Linked DNA regions of Homo sapiens: region 2 is linked to region 1. Evidence: chromatin loops called from intact Hi-C (ENCODE). Cell type or tissue: CD14-positive monocyte. All regions are shown on one strand.

The links. A loop is a pair of places that touch in the nucleus more often than their neighbours do. Peaks named below come from ENCODE experiments on the same cell type or tissue, not always from the same donor. Only the 100,000 strongest peaks of a DNase experiment are listed, where the experiment ranks them.
Region 2: a loop joins it to region 1, with 3 times the contacts of the local background. A loop is called at or near these places in 6 of 110 quality-filtered maps.

What each region holds. Positions count from the first base shown.
Region 1 is chr21:31,196,865-31,204,864 of GRCh38, reverse strand. TIAM1 (TIAM Rac1 associated GEF 1) reads left to right here. Exons shown (of 28, transcript NM_001353694.2): 12 at 1,853-1,957. Among named protein-coding and RNA genes, the nearest start is that of TIAM1, 140 kb to the left of the region's middle. In CD14-positive monocyte, CTCF peaks have their summits at 5,977 and 6,180 (motif pointing left); DNase peaks (open chromatin) are centred at 3,124, 3,594 and 6,154; H3K4me3 peaks cover 1,994 bases; H3K27ac peaks cover 4,251 bases.
Region 2 is chr21:31,103,773-31,111,772 of GRCh38, reverse strand. No RefSeq gene overlaps it. Among named protein-coding and RNA genes, the nearest start is that of KRTAP19-8, 69 kb to the right of the region's middle. In CD14-positive monocyte, no CTCF peak of the experiment used is centred here; a DNase peak (open chromatin) is centred at 3,692; H3K4me3 peaks cover 1,880 bases; H3K27ac peaks cover 4,435 bases.

The DNA of each region.
Region 1 (8,000 bases):
CCCAAGAATCACTGATAGAAAACTTTATCCTTCTGCTATGTGTTCAGAGTGAACTCATTTCCACTTTCTGGAAATGTGCTTTTACAAGAATGCAGGTTGCCTGTCCTGCATGTACATATTTATTTAAAATGCTAAACCACTGCTGCCTCACCTTCCACATCTACATAGCTTTTACCTGCAGCTGCAGACACTCCTGAAGACTGCATTTATGTTGTATTAGTTTCTGTATTCTCACTACTGCACATGGTGTCTGGCGTATCTAAGAGTTCGTTAAGTGTAACTGAATATATATTACTGGAATGGTTATTGGAATGCTGTTAGTTTGGCTTTAAAAATATTATTTTGAGGGTGGGGTAAGTAGAAAGAGTACTGAACCAGTTAAAATTAACTTTATTTATTTTGAAATAATTCTCACCTGCAGAGCTTTGAATGTGAAGAGGTTTTATATTTATTTTGTGAAAAATGTCCAATTTGTATAAAAGTAGGGAACAATGTAATAAATTCTCATGTATCTATCACCTAGCATCTGTAATGATCAAATTAAGTTTTATCGATTTACTCACTCCCACCCCCAACTCTTATTTGTTTTGGAAGCAAATTCCAGACATTATATCATTTCTATCTATTAGCGCTTTAGGATGTACCCCTAAAAGATAAGGATGCTTAAAAAAATCACTTGGTTTAAACATTTTCTCTCTAGCAATATATTTTCATGTTGCTGTGTAACTTTTGGAGAGCATTTTCTTTTTTTCCCTGTATCCTCTTGACTGTCTACTGAGAATGATTTATAAAACCATGTTGGTATTATTACTTATTCCTCAAAATTAATTCAAAGATTACTTTTTAGACAGGAAGAAAAAATCTATTGTTCCATCCTGGACTAAAGGGTCCTTGAAAATTTCAATTTTAGAATTGTTTTCTTTGAGCGAGTCATTCAGTGTGTTTCCATAGTTGGACACACGCCTATTAGCACTGCCCCTGGAGGGAGTCTCACTTGGGGAGTATATAAATAAGATTGAAGTCCAAAAGCCTTGTCTTCACACTGACTCGCTTGCAAATGAACTGTTAACAACTGTCCCACTGTCCCTATGTGGTTAAAAAAACAACTTTGCCTGGGCACAGCTTTTTTCTCTCATTGTAAATACAGTATTTTCTTACCTTTCTTGTTACCCTTTTCTTTAATCACCTATCTATGAAGTTATATTTAAGAACCTTTTTGATCTGCTGTGTTGTGTTGAAAATTTTACCAGTGTTAGAGAGCACAATGAATCAAATAAGGAGGCGTGGAGATGTGAGTCAGTTGTTTCCATTGAATCCTAAGATACCCTTGGAATGTTACCAGTGTGTTCAATGAAAGTTATTTTAAAACTTTGCATTTACGATGTAAACTTTTTAAGAAGTATAGAAACTTTATACCCCCATTCAGCATCAAATTTCTATTGGGCCGGGAGCAGTGGCCCACGCCTGTAATCCCAGCACTTTGGGAGGCCAAGGCGGGTGAATCACCTGAGGTCAGGAGTTCGAGACCAGCCTGGCCAACATAGTGAAACCCCATCTCCACTAAAAACACAAAAATCAGCTGGGCGTGGTGGTGGGCGCCTGTAATCCCAGCTACTCAGGAAGCTGAGGCAGGAGAATCACTTGAACCCAGGAGGCGAAGGTTGCAGTGAGCCGAGATTGCGCCATTGCACTCCAGGCTGGGCAACAAGAGTGAAACTCCATCTCAAAACAACAACAACAACAACAACAAACTCTATTGGTCATAGGAATACATCGTATGTTGGTGGAGAACTAATTGTGCCTATTTACTATTGAACAGACATTTTCTTTCTTTCTTTCTTTTTTGTCCCAGACACATCAACTGGATCATTCTGCTCATTACCTGCGCCTGAAATTTCTAATAGAAAACAAAATGCAGCTCTATGTTCCACAGCCCGAGGAAGACATCTATGAGCTGGTAATGTTATGACTGTTGTCCAAGCACACTTTATGGGAGATTATCTTCAAATTATGAGTGTTCTCGTGTTAATTGTAGTTGGTGGAGTGGAACGAGTTCAAAAATAAATGAGCTTCATTCATAGCCCTTAAGTTGGTGGAGATGGCCCTACTTAGCTCAGTATTCCAGAGTGGAATGATCACCTTTGTTTACGCACGAAGCAGTGCAGTGCTATCATGACAAATCAAAATCTAGAGCTATCTCTTAGATAGAACTTTAGTCATTATTATAATACTAGCTTTCCTTGCATTGGCAATCTTTTATTTTATTGTATTTTAGTATTTTTATTTTGTTGTTTAGAGACAGGATCTCACTCTGTCACCGAGGCTGGATGGAGTACAGTGGTGTGATCATAGCTCACCTCAACCTTGAACTACTGGGCTTAAGTGGTCCTCCTGTGCCAGCCTCCTGAGTAACTGGAACCACAGGCACGCAGCTCCATGGCTGACGAACTTTTATTTTTTAATTTTTTTTTTTTTTGTAGAGACAGGATCCTGCTTTGTTGCCCAGGCTGGTCTTGAACTCCTGGGCTCAAGTGATCCTCCCACCTCAGTCTCCCAAAGTGCTGGAATTACAGGCGTGAGCCACTGCGCACGGCCAGTCTTTTATTTTAATTGGTGACTTAAAAATCAGCTGGTTGTTGTTACAGAAAACAGTGCTAATTCTAATTTTGTGTGACATCCGTAGCCATGTTGAAACTGCTGGATCAAATCTTGTTGGGTGAAAAAAGCTGCCATCTATGTCCTAGTCTTTTGGAACTGTATTTATATAGCTTCTCGGGGACATTTACATATATTTGAGTTTGAACATACTTATGGGACTGGGGTTCTGAATCAGACCTGCTTACTAATCATATGGAACTAGCCAAGAAAAAAAAATGAAATGCTAATACTTAATTTCTAGGATTTTACAAAGATTAGAGATAATATGCTTACTTGGTAAATTACAATGGTTGTTATTGCAGTAAGCCCAGTGACAAGCTCTTTGCTCTTTAGCAAAGTGGTGCGTTTGTCAGTTCCAGGAAAGAAACATTTTGGGAGCAAGGCGCCTCTATTTTGGAGTTCCTGTGCTCTCTCTGTTCTTAGTCATTCCTCTGGGGGCTCTGACTGCTTGCCATGGATGTGTGAATAACAGTGACTTCAGAGAGGGTTTCACCACAGAAAGCGGAACTGAACATTTAAACCCAAGTATTATTCTCTTTTTGGAAAAGGGAAGCATGATTTAAAAATGAGTAGGAAATTGTGTTTTTAGTCAACTTTATTGAGGTATACTTTACATTTAAGGAAACTCTTGCCAACTTTAAGGACACAATCCAATGAGTTTTGACAAATGTATACAGTCTTGTTTCCACTGCTGTGATCATGCTTTGGAACATTTCTGTTATCTGAAAAGTTACCTTGTGCCCCTTTAAGGGCTTTTAAGGAAATGTAAGAGAGCGTGTGCTTTTGTAACACTTATAGCACGTTATGCAATAGAAGATTATCAAAATAATGAGCCCTTTTCCAACTATCACTTAAATCAGTAACTGTTCTGTGTTCAGTACATTTAACAGAGAGGGCTGATGTATTCTTTTTCTGGCCTGGGGAAAAGGCCAGTCTTGGTGCTGCTGTATGAGTAAAGGAAAGAAAACCCTTTTTTCTTACTTAAAAAAGGGAAGTGCTTTCCTGCTAACACTAGAAGAGTTATTAGATTATATATTTTGCATCTTGGGGTTAATGAGTATTTTGCATCCTGAATTATAGGGATCATGCCTAACCAGGTTCCATGTTCCTCATATTTTTCACATAAGAGGTATAGGTACTTCAGACATAGTTTTTGAAATTGTATGGACTCATTATTTTTAAGCCTTGCCCATTGTGTGGTCTCTTTAGTCTGTTTGGATCTACAATTTTTGTATGCAGATAGCTATATATGTATTTTAAAAGAATCTTAAGTACAGGGAGACCATGGTATTATTTCTTGGCCTGTTGCAGAAGGTCTCCAGCCCATAGATCTGTAAGGATGCAAATGCCACAGTCTTGCAAAACCTCTGTTTCAACCAAGGTTCTTAATTATTTTGTCCTTTGGATACTTTTGGTAGCCTGGTGGAGCCTCCAGACCCCTTCTCAGAATGATATTTTCAATCGCGTAAAATAGAATACATAGGCTTACCTGTGCCCTAAATATATTGAAATAGTTCTCAAAAATATTTTTTGAATTATTGGTAATATATGTTCTTATTTATTAGCTTATTAAATTATAAGGCTTAATAGGTAGACATAGACCTAATAGCTAGACCATTAAATTACAAGACCTAGCAGTAGATCTAATAGCTACCACTGTTCTGAGGTAACGATGAGCATAAATAATATTTTGAGACACTAGCAGCAGCTAAAACATGATATGAAAATAACTGTGATTTCCATTCGTGACGGAGTCACAGGCACTGCTACTATTACTATGTTTGTTGCCTACATTCATTTAGGATAAAAGGAAATGCTGATTTTCAGTTTAAGGTTTGTAAATATAAAGATATCACTTTTTTTTTTTTCTGTGATGAAGTTTTGTTCTGTTGCCCAGTCTGGAGTGCAGTGGCGCGATCTTGGCTCACTGCAACCTCTGCCTCCTTGGTTCAAGCAATTCTCCTGCCTCAGCCTCCCAAGTAGCTGGGAATAGAGTTGCCCACCACCACACCCAGCTATCATCTAGCAAATATTTATTTAGCATTTGTATGCCTGGCACTACTCTAGCTGTTCTAGGCACTGGGGATACACCAAAACAATTCTGCTTCTGGTGGAACCTGTATTCAAGTTTGCAGAAACAAGTAAAAATACATGTGAATGTGTAATATGTCAGGGAATGTTCAAAGCCTGGAGAGACAAGAAGTTGGGGCAAGTAGAGAGAGGGAGATGGCACATCTGCAGTGGGTCTTGTTGCTATTTTATTTTATTTATTTTTTGTGTGTTTTTTTTTTTTTTTAATGTGATGTTCGAACAGGGTGAGTGAGTGAAGAGAGGGAGTGGAATCATAGAGGTATTTTGCAGACAAGTGTTCTAGGCTGGCCAGGCATGGTGGCTCACGCCTGTAATCCCAGCACTTTGGGAGGCTGAGCAGGTGGATCCCCTGAGGTCAGGAGTTCGAGACCAGCTTGGCCAACATGCTGAAACTCCATCTCTACTAAAAATACAAAAATTAACCAGGCATGGTGGCACACGCCTATGGTTCCAGCTATTCAGGAAGCTGAGGCAGGAGAATTGCTTGAACCCGGGAGGCGGAGGTTACAGGGAGCCAATATCGTGCCACTGCACTCCAGCCTGGGTGGCAAAGCCAGATTCTGTCTCAAAAAAAAAAAAAAAATGTTCTAGGCTGAGAGAACAAAGCTGGCTAAGGCCTGGGCAGGGGGAGGGTGGCCATGGTGGAGGTGGCTTACCTGGTGTTTGAGGAGGATTGGCGGAGAGGGCACGAAAGAGGGGATGCAGGAGATGGTGGGGGGGAGGGAAAAAGGATAGGCCATGTAGAGCCTAAGTGCCATAGGAAACCCCAGAGAGAAAGGGCATTGTCGGCTTTGAAAGGCTCACTATGGCAGATGAGTGGGCCCATAGGGCATGAGAAGATGAGCAGCCAGGGCCCATAGAAGGCTGTAGAGAGTCATCGTCAGGCAAGAGCGTGACGGTGGCTCAGACCAAGCCACCCAAAGGAGACAGAGAAAGAAATGATCCTGATTTTGTGAGAACTCAAGAGCCCTAGGTAAGCAATTTTTTTCTTAAAATCTGGTGATCTTCTCATCCAGTTTTTGAAAACAGGGAAAGTTGCAACATTATTGATTTAATAAAAGAAAGGGAAGATGTGAGCTATTTCATCATTAAGTGCATTTATGTATAAAACTACTGAATTTCCAGATTTCTAGTTCCAGATATCGTGGTTGCATTGAAAATATATTTTAAAGTACAAACGCTTCTTGAGATATAGTTTTAGTTTTGTTCACTAAACCTGGCTTTAGTCCAACCAGCCTAAGGATGTTGTGGCCAGCGGGCCTGTCTTATGATACTGAGTTGTTGTCTGAGACCAGCAAAAGACACAGTGATATTCACACTAATTTCAAAGAAAACTAGGAAGTAGTATTATGAAAATATAGGAAAGATTATGCACAAAGCTCTAGTCCCACTAGATCCTGTGGAAATGATTAAAACAAACAGTTATATACTGCCACCTGGAGGAAGGGTTTGGCTCTTAAAGTTTTAAAAAATAAAAGTAAGGCTCCTGATAAGTTGAAGTGAACGTAGTTGATAACATTTCCTTGAGCATTTTGTGGTGTTAGGTTATACATTGTAAACCTTATTGAATTTAGTATTTAGAGTTTTGGTGGCTATTTTCTGAATGAAAAAGTAGTATAACTGATTTCTTCTCATTTGTAAATGTATCAGTATGAAACATTTCTAAAGTATAACACTGAAACCACATTCAGTCATGCCCTTGACACGTTGCATTTGGTGGAAATTGCATTAAATTGAGGTGTTTAAAAGGATCCAAGCTGTCCTGTCCACGTTCCTATCCCCCACACTCCTTGGCATTCTATTATAGCAAACGCTTTCTCAGGCTCCTGAGTCACAAGTATTATGCTGACCTTTCAAATGCCCCAAGCAAATAAAGAGAAGAAACTGGCCACTCTTTTCTACCTGCCTGAATAAAATCGTTTCTGGACGAATGGCTGTGTGGTCAGGGATACGGGCAAGTTTAGATAATCATCAAGACTTCTCTTTAGTGCTAACGGCCACGTTTTTTGTTATTGACCTTGGCTCAAAATTGGTTTTCATTTTAAGATAGAGTAATAATTTTAAAAATCTATATGAGCATTTGACACATCTATTTGTTTGTGAGTTTTTATTATAAATTTTGGATTTGAACCTTTGACTGACCTAAGAGGGTAGGTTCCCTTTGCGTTCATACCCTGTGTTCCAGTGAAGGCTGATCTGGGAGGCATCGTAGTGTAGTGGAAAGAATGCGGCTCTAGAGCCAGTGAGACCTGGGTTCATAATCCCAGCTGTGTATGAACTGGTCTTCTGAATTTAGGAAAGTACTTTCTCTTTAGGCTCTTGCCTTTATTTGTAAAATGGACATCACGCTTGTCTCATGGAGTTAGCGTGAGAGGCGTGACACATGGTCAGAACTCTGTAAGTTATTGTCTTGATGATAGATCTTGACATAAGAAAACGAAATATCCGGCTGGGCGCGGTGGCTCACGCCTGTAATCCCAGCACTTTGGGAGGCTGAGGCGGGCGGATCACGAGGTCAGGAGATCGAGACTATGGTGAAACCCTGTCTCTACTAAAAATACAAAAAAAAAAAAAAAGCCGGGCGCGGTGGCGGGCGCCTGTAGTCCCAGCTACTCGGTAGGCTGAGGCAGGACAATGGCGTGAACCTGGGAGGCGGAACTTGCAGTGAGCCGAGATCACACCGCTGCACTCCAGCCTGGGCGACAGAGCGAGACTCCGTCTCAAAAAAAAAAAAAAGAAAAAAGAAAATGAAATATTGATTAATTTAAACAACATTTATGATGTGTGAACTCTGCATCATTCTTATCTTGACTTTGTACAAAGCTCTTTTTCCAGCCTTTTTTGTTTAAAAAATTTTTTAAATAATTTTAACTCTTATTTTAGATTCAAGGGGCACATGTGCAGGTTTGTTACCTGAGTATATCGCATGATGCTGAGGTTTAGGGTACTGTTGATCCTGTCACCTAGGTAGTAAGCCTAGTGCCCAGCAGTTAGTCTCACAACCCTTGTCCTCCTCCTGCCTTCCCCCTCTGGTAGTCCCCAGTATCTATTGTTGCCATTTTTATGTCCATGAGTACTCATTGTTTAGCCCCTAGTTGTAAGTGAGAAGGTATTTGGTTTTCTGTTCCTGTGTTAATTCACGTAGGATAATGGCTTCCAGCTGCATCCATGTTGCTGTAAAGAACATGATTTTGTTCTTTTTCATGGCTACATAGTATTCTGTGGTATACATGTACCACATTTTCTTTATC
Region 2 (8,000 bases), 93 kb after region 1:
TTTATGGTCATAGGAAATGCCAAAACTTTTAACATAGACATTTATCTAGATCTTTGTTCTAGAGAAGTTTGATAGGGTAATAGGATATAATAGGATATTAGAAAATGGGGCTAAAAGAAAAAAGGAATGATGTGAAATTTTTGAGTTTTTAAATGTATCCTTTGAATGGATGATGAGCATTAAATTGATTTGGGATTTTGGATACACTGGATACATTAAAACTGACATAATAGTTTTATTTGAAAATATCAAATTTTATAATATGTAAGTGTATCAATTGCTAGGTAACAAAAGCACCCTAAGGCTTAGTGGCTTAATACAACAAGCACTTATGCTGTTCATGAATCTGGGGGTTTAGCTGGGTAGTTCTGGACTTGGCTGGGTTGGTGGAGCTCCGTGGTCAGCTGGCGGTTCAGCTCAGCTGGGGCTGCATGTTCTCACACCCTGTGGCCTCACGTATGTGTCAGTTGGAAGGCTGCTTGGTCTAGGAACCTCAGCCAGGAGAGCTTCACGTGGTCTCTCTTCCACCGGTAGACTAGCATAGGCTTCCTTACATGGTGACTGCAGGTTCCAAAGAGTAGCAGGAGCAAGCCCCAGAACACAAGTGATTTTCAGGCTTCTTCCTGATTCACCTTTTCATAACCCTTGGCAAAAGCAAGCCGTGTGTCCAGTTGGGAAGGAACTCTCCAGGGTCATGGATCCAGGGAAGTGTGACTCCTTAGGGACCATTACTGCAGTAATCTACCATAGCCAGACATAGCATCCTTTGAAACTACTTAAATTGGTAATAAAAACATTTATTATGACATTTAGCTGTCAGAAGGAATATATTTTCAAAATTATCTTAGGGAGTTTCTGAGAAGAAATTGGAAATTTTTACAGAGAAGTCAGAGTTATTGTCGAGGGCAGTCCAGGCTTTCTCACTCTTCCCCTCTGTATTGAGAACAGGGCGTCTGAATGGAGAGGAAGTGCATGGGCTTTGGGGTGGGCCCCCTGTGTGCTTGAACCTTGACATTTCTGTTGACCAGCTGTGTGAACCTGGGCAAAACACCAATGCTTCTGTGTCTCTTTCTGCACCTCTGCAGTGGGGATAATAATACCTACTTTATCATTGTGACCAATTAGTGGTCACCACCTGCTGTGTCTCTCTCTCCCTCCCGCAGCCCACATCGACAAAGCTGCAGGGCCTCAATGTTCTCAGTGTTCTGAGATGATGAGATGGTGCCAAGTTCGCTTTGGAAGCTTCTAGCTCTGGTTTTGACAAATCAAGTGAAAATTGGCATTTGTAGAGAACAAGCTGGAAAATGCCTTTATTCTAATTACAGTTTTGTATCCACTTGTAAAGTTATTCACCGCCCTGTTAAATATATAAAAGTTAATCTAGACTTAAAAGTGATCTAAGTGATTAGAATAAAAATAAACATTTTCATATTGAATTTTAAATAATGGAAAAGCTACCTTGAAAGTGTGTTCAATTTTTGTACTGGTTTTTTTTTTTGTTTTTTTTTTTTGAGACGGAGTCTCACTCTGTTGCCCAGGCTGGAGTGCAGTGGCACCGTCTCGGCTCACCGCAACCTCCGCTTCCCAGGTTCAAGCGATTCTCCTGCCTCAGCCTCCCAAGTAGCTGGGACTACAGGTGATGCCACCATGCCTGGCTAATTTTTGTATTTTTAGTAGGGACGGGGTTTCACTATGTTGGCCAGGATGGTCTCGAACTCCTGACCTCGTGATCTGCCTGCCTCGGCCTCCCAAAGTGCTGGAATTACAGGGGTGAGCCACTGCGCCCGGCCTGATTTTTAAAGCAAATATGGAAGCTGTAATCAAACTAGCAATTTGTGGGTGAGCCCTGTGTCACTGCTGTATTACTCAATAATTCATGTTCAGATAGCTGAGTCTGAAGTACCCCAGTTTGGGAATTAAAAAAGAATTAAAACCCATAATCTATATCTTAGCTAAGATAGGAAAAATTTACTAAAATATTTTTTTCTGGTTGAATTTCAGATTTCTCCTATAACTCTGCACACCAGAAAAAAATCTATAGTACAAATACACATGAAATTCCATCAACTGTTTCATTTTTTTTTAATTTTTCTTAATCTTGTTCAGGGCATACACAATTTGTTTTACTTAAAATTATATTATTCACTCAATTTTTATAAGGAACACACTTGAGAATTCTACCAGAGTTTTATTGATACTGCTCTTTCTTAAGCAGTTGATCTTGAAATTCTCTTAAAAAATTATATTTGAGTTTTAAAACTTGTAATTGCCTGTGAGAGGAAAATAATTTTTCTTTCTATCCTTCTTAGTTTTTAACTGGGATCTGTGTAACAAAAGACAGATTATTAAAAGCAAACAGAAGCTGATTAACAAGTATATTTCATATACACATGGGAGAAAACTCAGAGAAAGAGTAACTGTCAAAGAGGTGGCTGAGAACTTTGCTGTATATAGTACCTTTAACAAAGAGCAGTACATCTTTAGAGAAGTGACAAGACAAGGAAAAGGACCTTCAGTCTTTAGGGGTGGCAAATTGTGGGAAGGCAAATAAACAGAAAGGAAACTAAGGGTGGATAAAGGCTAGTTTGTCATGTGGATTCCTCTGGTGCCATCTTCAGGTTGATAAGGCTGTAAAGTCATCTCTTTTTGGTAAAGACGAGAGGAGGGACCCTGATGTAAATCTGTTTTGCTTTTAGGCAAATAGGGGAAGGGCAGAGAGCTTTTCTCCTATCTGCTTCTTCTCAATTGCCTTCATCTCAGAAGAATCCTTATGTCGGCCGGGCACAGTGGCTCACGCCTGTAATCTCAGCATTTTGGGAAGCCAAGGCGAGCAGATCACTTGAGGTCAGGAGTTCGTGACCAGCCTGACCAACATGGGAAAACCCCGTCTCTACTAAAAATACAAAAATTAGCCAGACGTGATGGTGCATGCCTGTAATCCCAGCTACTTAGGAGGCTAAGGCAGGAGAATCGCTTGAACCTGGGAGGCGGAGGTTGCAGTGAGGCGAGATTGTGCCACTGCACTCCAGCCTGGGCAACAGAGCAAGATTTGGTCTCAAAAAAAAATAAAATAAAATAAAAAAGAAAAGAAAGGTTCCTTATGCCAAAGTGTCAAATTTTGAGGTGTTATATTTGCTACCCTTCAGTTGTTATTTTCTTTTGCTCATTTTTCTGTAATAGCCCAGAAAAGTTGGTCTGATTTTTATTTATTAAGAGCTCTCTTATGAAGACAGCTTGTCCAGGATAATTCTTATGTTTCAGATCTACAGACTCCAGCAATATCACTAATCCCGGGAGTGGGATCCCAGGCTGCCACTGCCATGTGGTGGGGCCTCAGAGGGGATCCCTCTCTGCCATGGAGCTTGTTTTTATAAGTTAAGAAATGGTCATGCTTTCTACAAGGAAATGTTCCTATTGTACCTTGGTAGATACTATGTTTAAGAAATTTTGACATGGCAAAAATAAAATTGTCTTGGGGAGGCAAGAGGAAAGCTGGCATCTCAAGCTGGAAAAGTCCAAGTCATTGGTTAGATTCTGAAATGACTCTGAAATGTTTTATTAATTGTATTAGTCCATTCTCACATTGCTATAAAGAACTACGTGAGATTGGGTAATTTATAAAGAAAAGAGGCTTAATTGGCTCACAGTTTCACAGGCTGTACAGGAAGCATGGACAATCATGGTGGAAGGCAAAGGGGAAGCCAGCTGGAGCAGGAGGAAGAGAGCAAAAGGAGAAGTGATACACACTGTTTTTTTGTTTTGTTTTTTTGAGATGAAGTCTCAATACAGAGGGGAAGAGTAAGAAAGGAAATGGGTAACAAGCAGAGGTTGGAACAGTTTGGAGGGCTCAGAAAATAGAAAAATGTGGGAAAGTTTGGAACTTCCTAGGGATTTGGAGGGCTCAGAAGACAGAAAGATGTGGGAAAGTTTGGAACTTCCTAGAAACTTGTTGAATGGCCTTGACCAAAATGCTGACAGTGATATGGACCATAAAGTCTAGGCTGAGGTGGTTTCAGATGGAGATGTGGAACTTGTTGAGAACTGGAGCAAAGGTGACTCTTGTTATACTTTAGCAAAGAGACTGGCAGCATTTTGCTACAGCCCTAGAGATCTGTGGAACTTTGAACTAGAGAGAGATGATTTAGGATATCTGGCGGAAGAAATTACTAAGTGGCAAAGCATTCAAGAGGAAGCAGAGCATAAACATTTGGAAAATTTGCAGCCTAATGAGGCAACAGAAAAGAAAAATGCATTTTCTAGGGAGAAATTCAAGCCTGTTGCAGAAATTTGCATAAGTAACAAGGAGCCGAATGTTAATCACCAAAAAACAATGGGGAAAATATCTCCAGAGCATGTCAGAGACCTTCACAGCAGTACCACCCATCACAGGCCTGAGGCCTAGGAGGGAAAAATGGTTTTCTGGGCCAGGTCCAGGGCTCCCCTGCTGAGTGCAGCCTAGGGACTTGGTGCCCTGTTTTGTCCTAGCTGGTCTAGCCATAGCTAAAAGGGGCCAAGGAACAGCTCAGACTGTGGCTTCAGAGGGTGCAAACCCCAAGCCTTGGCAGCTTCCACGTGGTGTTGAGCCTACGGGTGCACAGAAGTCAAGAATTGAGGTTTGGGAACTTCTGCCTAGATTTCAGAGGATGTATGGAAATACCTGGATGTCCAGGCAGAAGTTTCCGGCAGGGGCAGGGCCCTCATGGAGAACCTCTGCTAGGGCAGTGTGGAAGAGAAATGTGGGGTGGGAGCCCCCACACAGAGTCCCCACTGGGGCACTGCCTAGTGAAACTGTGAAAAGGGGGCCACCATCCTCCAGACCCCAGAATGGTAGATCAACTGACAGCTTGCACCGTGTACCTGGAAAAGCTGCAGACACTTAATGCCAGGCCTTGAAAGCAGCTGGGAGGTGGGCTATACCCTGCAAAGCCACAGGGGTGGAGCTGTCCAAGGCCATGGGAGCCCACCTCTTGCATCAGCATGACCTGGATGTGAGAAATGGAGTCAAAAGGGATCATTTTGGAACTTTAAGGTTTAATGACTGACCTATTGGATTTTGGACTTCATGGGGCCTGTAACCCCTTTGTTTTGGGCAGTTTCTCCCATTTGGAGCAGGTATATTTACCCATTGCCTGTACCTTCATTGTATCTAGGAAGTAACTAACTTGCTTTTGATTTTACAGGCTCTTAAGTGAAGGGACTTGCCTTGTCTCAGATGAGACTTTGGAATGTGGACTTTTGAGTTAATGCTGTAATGAGTTAAGACTTTGGACGACTGCTGGGAAGGCACAATTGGTTTTGAAATGTGAGGACATGAGATTTGGGAAGGGCCAGGAGTGGAATGATATGGTTTGCCTGTGTTCCCACCCAAATCTCATCTTGAATTGTAGCTCCCATAATTCCTACATGTTTTGGGAGAGACCTGGTGGGAGGTAATTGTATCAGGAGGGTGGGTTTTTCCTGTGCTGTTCTGATAATAGTGAATAAATCTCATGAGATCTGATGGTTTTATATAGGGCAGTTCCCCTGCACATGCCTTCTTGCCTGTCACCGTGTAAGATGTGCCTCTATTCTTCCTTAGCCTTCCACCATGATTGTGAGGCCTCTCCAGCCATGTGGAACTGTGAGTCCATGAAACCTCTTTTTCTTTATAAATTACCCAGTCTCAGGTATTTCTTCATAGCAGTATGAAAATGGACTAATATAAGTTTCAACATGAATTTGAGAAGGGGGCACATTCAAACCACAGCAGATGGGTAAAGATGCTTCACGTGTGGCCGAACTCACCAACACACTAAGACAATCTTAGTGACTGCTATGACTTGAATGTGTTCCCCAAAAAGTATGTGTTGGAAAATTAATCCCCAATGCAACAGACTCTGGAGGTGGGGCTTAGTTGGAGTTTACAAGTTTGAACTTGTTGGGGCTCAGAAAGCAATACCTCACAATATGGCATTTCTGCCATGCTGAAATGAAGAAGCCTCAAGGTCTCTGACCACCTATCCCCAAGAGCTCTCCCAAACAAACTGAAGTTCCTTTATCTGCCTAAGATACAAACTGATATAGGTTGGCTGTGTCCCCACCCAAATCTCATCTTGAATTATAGCTCCCATAATCCCCATGTGTTGTGGGAGGTAATTGAATCATGGGTGCAGGTTTTCCCATGCTGTTCTTGCAATAGTGAATAAGTCTCATGAGATCTGATGGTTTATGAAGGGCAGTTCCCCTGCACATGCCCTCTTGCCTGCCACCATGTTAGACGTGACTCTGCTCTCTTCCTTCACTTCTGCCATGATTGGGAGGTCTCTCCAGCCATGTGGAACCGTGAATCCATTAAACCTCTTTCCTTTATAAATTACCCAGTCTTGGGTATGTCTTTTATTAGCAGCCTGAGAACAGACGAATCAGACTAATACACAGAGCTACCAAGGAGAATAATGACTCTTTCTTTCTCTTCCTGTTGTCTCATTATCTGTTGCAGAAAAGAAAACTAAGATGTGACCACACCAGAGCAGAACTTTTATAAGTATAATGGCTGTTTCCAAGTCCATTTAAATTCCAAAGAAAACTATTTACAATTTCATCTCTGTTCTCCACCCAATCATCCTCCCTAGCAATCACTTATTGCCGCTCAATAGAATTCCTCTTCTCCCCTCTCCCATAACCTGTTTTACAAGAATCCAAGCCCCCATTCTTTCTGTAACATAAAAATGGTACATAAATTTCTGTAACTCACTGGAAATTTGGGTCTTCATTCTGAAGGCTCCTATGTGTACATGTTACATAAATTTGTATGCTCTTTTTCCGTTCCTCAATCTGCCTCATGCCAGTGATTTCTCAGTGAATGTTTAGGCAGCTAACAGCCATGGATCCTCACAATCTCTTACTCTTTCTCCCTCTTTCTCTCTGTCTTTCTCTCACCCTCTCTTTTTTCCGCACCATGGCATGATGCAGCAAGAAAGCCTTGGCCAGATGCTAGCTCCTCAATCTTGGACTTTCCAGCCTCTGGGTGAGGTGTCAGAGCCCCAGCAATGAGAGTGGTTGGCTTGTGGGGTGATATGGTTTGGCTCTGTCTCCCCACCCAAATCTCACCTTGAATTGTAATAATGCCCATGTGTCATAGGAGGAACCTTCTGGGAGATAATTGAATCTTGGGGGTGCATTTTTCCCATGCTGTCCTCATGATTGAAAATAAGTCTCACAAGTTCTGATGGTTTTACAAAGCGTAGTTCCCCTGCACATGCTCTCTCTTGCCTGCCGCCAAGTAAGATGTGACTTTGCTCCTCATTCACCTTGTGTCATGATTGTGAGGCCTCCCCAGCCATGTGGAACTGTGAGTCAATTAAACCTCTTCCTTTTATAAATTACCCAGTCTCCTGTATGTCTTTATTAACAGTATAAGAACAGACTAATACACGGGGGTAAAAGAATATACCAACAGCAGTATAGGTTTGAAGAGGAAAGTATTATTTGATAGAAAGAATGCTGCAGCGGAGTGCAGTGGGGTGCCTCAGTAAGACAGGACTGAGTGCACTGCAGTGGATTTCCCTTAGTGATATTTATGGACCTTACAGTGGGAGCTTAAGGGTAATTTGGACCATATTAGTCACACAGGTCATTATAAATAATTACATTTGTAGACATTTTGGTGCTTTGATGTCAGCAAAGGTCGCACAGTGTGTTTCGACATGCATGCATTCTGGAGATGTATAGAAATTCTAGTTACTTACAAATTCTTGGGAAAGAGGTCTGGTGCCAGATGTAGCTTTAGATAATAGAGAAATGTAATGACTTCTGAATTTCTTAGATATGGGATTTTGCCTCCAGATGGTCTGCTTGATGGCCACCCTGTGATCTTTGCTCTCTTCACCAGCCTCCAGAACCATGAGGCACTCAACTTCTGCTCATTATAAATTACCCAGTCTCGGGTATTCTGTTATAGCTGCACAAAACAGACTAAGACAGTGACCAAATGGAGACACTGGGAGAGGGATTTCTGGTGA